2 separate regions of the Homo sapiens genome follow, and region 1 is linked to region 2. A link is an interaction called in ENCODE POLR2A ChIA-PET data of the cell type or tissue named here. Cell type or tissue: Panc1. All regions are shown on one strand. Each heading gives the region's core, and the rest is flanking DNA. Links, peaks and the distances in the headings are about the cores only.

What was found. ChIA-PET counts read pairs that join two places held together with the same protein. Peaks named below come from ENCODE experiments on the same cell type or tissue, not always from the same donor. Only the 100,000 strongest peaks of a DNase experiment are listed, where the experiment ranks them.
Region 1: POLR2A ChIA-PET joins it to region 2 with 6 read pairs; 2 of 35 experiments call an interaction of 5 or more read pairs at or near these places.

The regions. Positions count from the first base shown.
Region 1 is chr12:122,067,193-122,071,579 of GRCh38, reverse strand. It overlaps LINC02985 (long intergenic non-protein coding RNA 2985), which reads right to left. Exons shown (of 4, transcript NR_135044.1): 3 at 3,389-3,552; 4 at 3,020-3,291. Among named protein-coding and RNA genes, the nearest start is that of LINC02985, 6.1 kb to the right of the region's middle. RefSeq lists an enhancer at 1-76. In Panc1, for the core only: no CTCF peak of the experiment used is centred there; no DNase peak of the experiment used is centred there; H3K27ac peaks cover 692 bases.
Region 2 is chr12:122,174,341-122,178,727 of GRCh38, reverse strand. It overlaps a transcript of LRRC43 not described here. Among named protein-coding and RNA genes, the nearest start is that of IL31, 2.3 kb to the right of the region's middle. In Panc1, for the core only: no CTCF peak of the experiment used is centred there; no DNase peak of the experiment used is centred there.

The sequences.
Region 1 (4,387 bases), core at 244-4,243, 110 kb after region 2:
TAGTCCCAGCTACTCGGCAGGCTGAGACAGGAGAATCGCTTGAACCCGGGAGGCGGAGGTTGCAGTGAGCTGAGATCACGCCATTATACTTCAGCCTGGGTGACAGAGCAACACTCTGTCTCAAAAAAGAAAAGTTAGGATTTTCCTGTACTATCAGAACACCTGACAATACCGGGCCCTTATTTCCACGTGTCAGCAGCTGGAGCTCAGGAGCAACTATCCTCTTTATTTTTATATTATTTAATTTTTTTATAGAGACATGGTCTCCCTATGTTGCCCAGGCTGGTCTTGAATTCCTGGGCTCTGGCCGGGTGCAGTGGCTCACGCCTGTAATCCCAGCACTTTGGGACGCCGAGGCGGGCGGATCACAAGGTCAGGAGATCAAGACCATCCTGGCCAACATGGTGAAACCCCGTCTCTACTAAAAATACAAAAATTAGTCGGGCGTGATGGCACACGCTTGTAATCTCAGCTACTCGGGAGGCTGAGGCAGGAGAATCGCTTGAACCTGGGAGTCGGAGATTGCAGTGAGCCGAGATCACCACTGCACTCCAACCTGGCTGGCGACAGAATTAGACTCTGCCTCAAGAAAAAAAAAAAAAAAAAAAAAAAGAATTCCTGGGCTCAAGGGATCCTCCTGCCTTGGGCTCCCAAAGTGCTGGGATTACAAGCATGAGCCACTGTGCACAGTCTGACTGTCCTCTTTATTCATTTATGTATTTATTTATTTTGAGACAGAATCCCACTCTGTTGCCCAGGCTGGAGTGCAGTGGCACAATCTCAGCTCACTGCAACGTCCACCTCCTGGGTTCAAGCGATTCTCCTGCCTCAGCCTCCCGAGTAGCTGGGACTATAGGCACATGCCACCATGCCCGGCTAATTTTTGTATTTTTAGTAGAGACGGGTTTTCGCCCTGTTGGCCAGGCTGGTCTTGAACTCCAGACCTCAAATGATCCGCCTGCCTCAGCCTCCCAAAGTGCTGGGTTTACAGGCATGAGCCACTGCACCTGGAAAAGTTCTTTTTAATGTACAGTTCCAGGAGTTTTGACAAACATATACAGTCAAGTGAACACTACCGCAATCAAGATATAAGACAGGGCCGGGCGCGGTGGCTCATGCCTGTAATCCCAGCACTTTGGGAGGCTGAGGCATGTGGATCATTTGAGGTCAGGAGTTCAAGACCAGCCTGGCCAACATGGTGAAATACACGAATTAGCTGGGCGTGGTGGCATGAGCTTGTAATCCCAGCTACTTGGGAGGCTGAGGCAGAATTGCTTTAACCTGGGACACGGAGGTTGCAGTGAGCCAAGATTGCACCACTGCACTCCAGCCTGGGCGACAGAGTGAGACTCTGTCAAAAAAAAAAAAAAAAGATATAGGACAGGACAGGCACAGTGGCTCACACTTGTAATCCCAGCACTTTGGGAGGCTGAGGGGGGAGGATCGCTGGAGCCCAGGAGTTGGAAACCAACTTGGGCAAGATGGCAAGATCCTGTTGGTACAAAAAAATTAAAAATTAGCCAGGCATGGTGGCATGAGCCTGTGGTCCCAGCCACTCGGGCAGCTGAGGCAGGAGAATCCCTTGAGCCCAGAAGTTCGAGGCTGCAGTGAGCTATGATCGTGCCATTACACTCCAGACTGGATGACAGAACAAGACCTTGTCTCTTAAAAAATATACACACACGCATATACATACATAGACACGTATACAAACACAAACACACACACACACACACACACACCAGTTCCAGTACCCATCGTCACCCCCAGTTCCCACTTGCCCTTTGTAGTCAGTCCCTCTCTGCATTCTAGTCCCTGGCAACTACCCATCTGTTTCTTGTTCCCATTGTTTTGCCTTTTCCGGAACAGAATCCTTCAAAAAGTAGCCTTGAGTGTGGCTTCTCTCACTTAGCATAATACATCTGAGATTCTGCCCTGCTGCTGCATGTATCTGTAGCTCATTCCTTTTTATTGCTGCATAGTATTTCATTTTATGAACGTACCACTGCGTGTTTATACATTTACCAGTTGAAGCCATTTTAGTTGTTTCTAGTTTTTGGTGGTTATGAATAAGACCAGTGTAAATATTTACATCCAGATTTTTGCACTTTTTTAAAATTTAGAGATAGGGTCTTGCTCTGTCGCCCAGGCTGGAGTGCAGTGGCATGATCACAGCTACCTGGGGGACTGAGGTGGGTGGATCACCTGAGCCCGGGAGGTTGAGGCTGCAGTGAGCCGTGATCACACCACTGCACTCCAGCTCAGAGCAAGGCCCTGTCTCAAAAAAAAAAAAAGAAAGAAAGAAAAGGAAAAAGAGGCTGGGTGTGGTGACTCACACCTGTAATCCCAGCACTTTGGGAGGCCGAGATGGGCGGATTGCTTGAGGTCAGGAGTTCGAGACCAGCCTGGCCAATATGGCAAAACCCCATCTCTACCAAAAATATAAAAATTAGCTGGGCGTGGTGGAGTGTGCCTGTAATCCCAGGTTCTCGGGAGGCTGAGGCAGGAGAATCGCTTGAACCAGGGAGTTGGAGGTTGCAGTGAGCCAAGATCGCACCACTGCACTCCAGCCTGGCAATAAGAGCGAGATTCCGTCTCAAAAAAAAAAAAAAAAATTAGCTGGGCATGGTGGCGCATGCCCTATAATCCCAGCTACTTGGGAGGCTGAGGCAGGAGAATTGCTTGAACCCAGGAGGCAGAGGGTGCAGTGAGCTGAGATTGCCCCACTGCACTCTAGCTTGGGCGACAAAGTGAGACTCCATCTCAAAAAAAAAAAAAAAAGAACAACGAAGAAAAAAAGAGAGTTCTTTATATGTTCTGGCTACAAGTCTTTTATCAGATACATGTTTTGCAAAGATCATCTGGCAATCTGCTTGTTTTTTCAATCTCTTATCAATGTCTTTAGCAAAAAGCTTTGCCTAACCCCAAAGTCACAAAGATTTTCTCCTGTTTTCCCCTGGAAGTCTTAGTTTTATGTTTCACATTTTGGTCTATGATCTATTTTGAGTGAATTTTGTGATAAGGTGCAAGGTATAGGTTTAATATTTTTGCACACAGATGTCCAGTTATTCTAGCATCATATGTTGGATGATTGCAGTTATTATTAACACTGTCAGTATTCTCAAGGCTCCTGGGCTCAGGGGTCAGCAATGGTACCTCTGGCTCCAACTCTGCAGTTCAGTCGCCTGCCCCATACGCCCCTCAAACCTAACAGCTGGGGCCTGTTGCAGTTCTTTGCTTGCAGAAGACTTTGTTTCTGGTCTCTTTACCTCTTCTCTCTCTTCCTGAAATCTGCATAAAACAAACCATGAAAGGGCAGGGTGGCCTCGTGGTCTGGCAACGTCCCTTTGAAAATAAACAAGTGCAGAAACTGAAAGGCAGCAGCTACCTCTGGGGACTACTCGAGAAAGAGTTCAGGGCCGGTGCATCCGCCGCGCGTGGCTGTCTTGCCCCAGCTGGGCGGCAGGTCGGATGTGGCAAAACCAAACAGGATCCCGATTGCTTCAGATGTCACCTCTGGCCAGAGACCCCCGATGCCTCTGCAGCAAGCACCTAATTGTATTTATGGGGTACGGGCAGAAGAGTTTCATGGCTGAAAAGCCCTCAACAGTTTGTACAGCCTTCCTCAAAGGTCCAGATCTAACTGGTTCCCACACAACCCTGGGAGGTGGGCAGGTCAGGGACAGTTACCTTTATCTTACACATAAGAAAACTGAGGCACAGAAGGGTGAAGAAATAGATGGGTGTGGGTTTGGAATTTTTTTTTTTTTTTTTTTGAGGCAGAATCTCACTTCATCACCCAGGCTAGAGTGCAGTGACGCAATCTCGCCTCACTGCAACCGCCATCTCCTGGGTTCAAGTGATTCTGGGGCCTCAGCCTCCTGAATAGTTGGGATTACAGGTGCGCACCACCATGCCTGGCCCTAACTTTTTTTTTTTTGAGACAGAGTCTCACTCTTTTTGCCCAGGCTGGAGTGCAGTGGAGCAATCTCAGCTAACTACAACCTCCGCCTCCCAAGTTCAAGCAATTCACCTGCCTCAGCCTCCTAAATAGCTGGGATTACAGGCGCCCACCACCACTCCTGGCTAATTTTTTGTACTTTTAGTAGAGATGGGGTTTCACCATGTTGGCCAGGCTGGTCTCAAAGTCCTGACCTCAGATGATCCACCCACCTTGGCCTCCCAAAGTGCTGGGATCACAGGTGTACCATGCCCGGCCACTCGGCTAACTTTTGTATTTTGGTAGAGACAGAGTTTCACCATGTTGCCCAGGCTGGTTCTCAAACTCCTGACCTCAAGTGATCTGCCTGCCTCAGCCTCCCAAAGTGATGGATTTACAGGCAAAAAGAAGTTTTTTTTTTGTTCGGTGGGGAGGGGGTTAGGCAAA
Region 2 (4,387 bases), core at 120-4,119:
CCCGGCTACTCAAGAGGCTGAGGCAGGACAATCGCTTGAACCCGGGAGGCAGAGGTTGTGGTGAGCCGAGATCATGCCACTGCACTCCAGGCCAGGTGACAGAGCAAGACAATGTCTCAAAAAAAAAAAAAAAAAAAAAAAAAAAGAAAGCCACCTCTTACGTATTTTTCCTCCTAAACATTTCTACAACCCATCCACACCTCTTCATCTCCACTATCACTATTACCCTCTTCTCACCCTCACCTTTGGGCATGTTGATTTTGAGGTATCACTGGGACATTCAGGTGGACATTTAGGTCTGGAGTGTGAAGGAGACAGACAGTAAAGTGTGAGGAATCCAGATCACGGGTGGACACCGTGGAGCTAGGGAGAGGGGCAAAAGGGATCAGGATGACGTTGTTACAGGAGAGGTTGTTACGAGAGGTTGTCAAGAAGGTGGAAGTGGTTGGCAATGTTTCATGCTATAGAGGGGTCATGTAAAATGAAGGCTGAAACCCCAGTAAGGCTGACATGTGGTCTCTGGGTACTGTATTAGTTCTCTATTGCTGCCATAACAAATATCACAAACAGCAGTTTAAAACCACAAATGCAGCCAGGCGTGGTGGCTCCCACTTGTAATCCTAGCACCTTGGGAGGCCAAGGTGGGTGGATCACTTGAGGTCAGGAGTTCAAGACCAGCCTGGACAACATGGCAAAACCCTGTCTCTACAAAAAATACAAAAATTAACCAGGCATGGTGGCACGTACCTGTAATCCCAGTTACTTGGGAGGCTGAGACAGGAGAATCTCTTGAACCCAGGAGGCAGAGGTTGCAGTGAGCCAAGATCATGCCACTGCACTCCATCCTGGGCAACAGAGCCACACTCCATCTCAAAATAATAAATAAATAAATAAATAAATAAATAAATAAATAAAACCACAAAGGTGGCCAGGCGCAGTGGCTCACGCCTGTGATCCCAGCACTTTGGGAAGGTGAGGCAGGACTGCTTGAGCCCAGGAGTTCAACACCAACCTGGGCAACATGGTGAGATCCCATCGCTACAAAAAATAGAAAAATTAGCCAGGCATGGTGGTGCAGGCCTACAGTCCCAACTACTTGGGAGGCTGGGGTAAGAGGGCTGCTTGAGTCTGGGAGGTCAAGGCTGCAGTGAGCCGTGATCACACCACTTCACTCCAGCCTGGGTGAGAGAGCAAGATCCTTTCTATTAAACACACACACACACACACACACACACACACACACACACACACTTTCTCTCTCATAGAGTTTGTAGGTCAAAGTCTAGCATGCCATGGATAGATTCTTTGCTCAGGAACTCACTGAGCTGAAATAAAGGTGCTGGCTGGCTAGGGTTCTCATCTAGGTCTCAGCATCCTCTTCCAAGCTCAGTGGTTATTGACCAAATTATTTCCTTCTCGTGCTTTCCACGCTGCCCCCCACCATCTTCAAGCCAGCAACAGCAGGTGAGCCCTTCTCTTGCTCGTAATCTCTCTGACTTCCTCTTCTGCTTTATGGGCTCATGGGATTGCATTGGGGAGGCCCAGGGAATGCAGGAAAATCTCTCTATTTTAGGTAAACTGAATAGTAATCATGACTACATCCACAAAACCCCTTTTGCCATGCAATGCAACATAATTATGGCAGTAAACACCTGTGGATGAAGGTCATGCCTACCATGGACTCTGCTAGAGGATATTGATTACATTAGTGGGGTGGTGAAAGCCATATTGTGGCAGTTTGGGAAGTAAAGAAAAAGTCAGTGGTGGCTGGCGGCAGGGGGACTTGGGATGATGGGTGGGAGGGCTTCCTGGCTGTGTCCCCTCTGTGCACCTTGAGTTCTGTGGGCTGCCCAGACTGACCTCATCCCAACATGGTGAAACTCCATCTCTACTAAAAATACAAGAATTAGCCAGGCATGGTGGTACATGCCTGTGATCCCAGCTACTCAGGAGGCTGAGGCACGAGAATTGCTTGAACAGGGGAGGTGGAGGTTGCAGTGAGCTGAGATTGCGCCACTTCACTCCTGCCTGTGCGACAAAGTGAGACTCTGTCTTAAGAAAAAAAAAAATGCTACTACTACTAATAAATAAAGTTCATCAGGGCTAGGCATGGTGACTCATGCCTGTAATCCCAGAACTTTGGGAAGCCAAGGTGGGAGGATCGCTTGAGATCTTCTCTCCAAAAAAAAAAACAAAACAAAAGACAAAACAATTAAGAAAAGAAAAAAATAAAGTGCATCTGATCTTATGTTTCCCTACTGAAAGCCGCCCAGCACTGCCTCGTCACATGTGGAATAAAACCCAGGCTCTTTGTCCCAGCCTCAGGCCTCTGTGATGGAGCCGCTGCCCACCTCCCCACTACCCTCCTGTCCTCTCGCGTCACTGTGGCTGCCATGACCCTCTTCCCGTTCTAGGAACAGCATCGAGCTCATTTTCACCTGAGGATTTTGCACTCCTGTCCCGTTGCCTTGGAACACTCTTCTCCCAGGTCTTCCCACAACTGGCTCCTTCTTGTCTTTCAGTCTCTTCTTCAATGTCACCTCTCAGAGAGACTTTTGCTGATCACCTGACTTAAAGTATCCTGCCCGTCACTCTCCAACCGTCACAGTGCTTTCTAGCTTATTTATGAATGTTGTTGCTATTGTCCGCAGCCCACAGCAATGACGGGCCCACAAGGGCAGGAACTCTAACTTCTTCACCGCTATTCCCGATACCCTATAAAATGGCCTGATCAAAGCTGGCACTAAAATATGAATAAGGAGGCCGGGTGCAGTCGCTCATGCCTATAATCCCAGCAGTTTGGGAATCTGAGGCGGGCAGATCACCTGAGGTCAGGAGATAGAGGCCAGCCTGGCCAACATGGTGAAACCCCGTCTCTACTAAAAATACAAAAATTAGCCCGGCGTGGTGGTGGGTGCCTGTAATCCCAGCTTCTCGGGAGGCTAAGGCAGGAGAATCGCTTGAACCCAGGAGGCGGAGGTTGCAGTGAGCCGAGATCGTGCTATTGCACTCCAGCCTGGGCAACAAGAGCGAAACTCTGTCTCAAAAAAGAAAAAAAAAAATTAGCATAGTGATTTGTGCCTGTGGTCCCAGCTATTTGGGAGGCTGAGGTAGGAGGATCACTTGAGCCCAGGGGATCGGGGCTGCCGTGAGTTGTGATGATGCCACTGCACTCTGGCCTGGGTGACAGAATGAGACCCTGTCTCAAAAAAAAAAAAAAAGAAAGAAAAAGAAAGCTAATGAACTTAGAAATAGTTTCTAAGGCCAGAGTGGTGGCTCGCACCTGTAATCCCAGCACTTTGAGAGGCGGAGGCAGGTGGATCACAAGGTCAGGCGTTTGAGACCAGCCTGGCCAACATAGTGAACCCCGTCTCTACTAAAAATACAAAAATTAGCTGTGCGTGGTGGTGGGCGCCTGTAATCCCAGCCACTCAGGAGGCTGAGGCAAGAGAATTGCTTGAACCTGGGAAGTGGAGGTTGCAGTGAGCCGAGATTGCGCTACTGCACTCCAGCCCAGGCGACAGAGCAAGACTCTGTCTCAAAAAAAAAGAAAGAAAGAAAGAAAGAAAGAAAAGCAATAAAGTTTCTAGGCTGGCGCAGTGGCTCATGCCTGTAATTCCAGCACTTTGGGAAGCCGAGGCAGGCAGATCACCTGAGGTCAGGAGTTAGAGACCAGCTTGACCAACATGGCGAAACCCCATTTCTACTAAAAATACAAAAATTAGCTGGGCATGGTGGCACGTGCCTGTAGTCCCAGCTACTTGGGAGGCTGAGACTGAGGCATGAGAATTGCTTGAGCCCAGGAGACAGAGGTTGCAGTGATCACGCCACCGCACTCCAGCCTGGGTGACAGAGCAAGACTCCATCTCAAAAAAAAAAAAAAGAAAAAAGATATGAACAAGGATTTCAAGCAATAACTCTGGATCACAGTCTCTGGTTCTGGGCCCTGAGATTGCAGAGGCACGATGGAGAGTCCAGTGATGTCCAAGGCCACATGGAGTTGAGATGAAGCCTTCGACCCGCCACATTCACAGCAGTTATGGGGCCGTCCCTGCACACCGGCGTGGGCATATGCTGCAGAAATTTCCAGAGATACCGCATTCTGCACATCTCATGCCGGCTTCGCATTTCCTCCCCAGAAATTCCCTGTGGCCGCTGGCCTTGAACTCCTGGAAGTCACCCGCTCCTTGGTGGTATGGTCGTGTCTGTCAACCCTGGGCTTCAAAATTTTGTCTAGTCAAATCAACAGGCTCCTTCCAAGAAGAATGGCAAAGATGCATTCATGTGCCTTCTTGTGAAGTATGTGTGTGTCTGAGTCAGGCATCTGCCCACCTGGAGGGTAACCTCAGCATTTCCATTCAGCCCTTTCACTCAGCCGTGGCCAGTA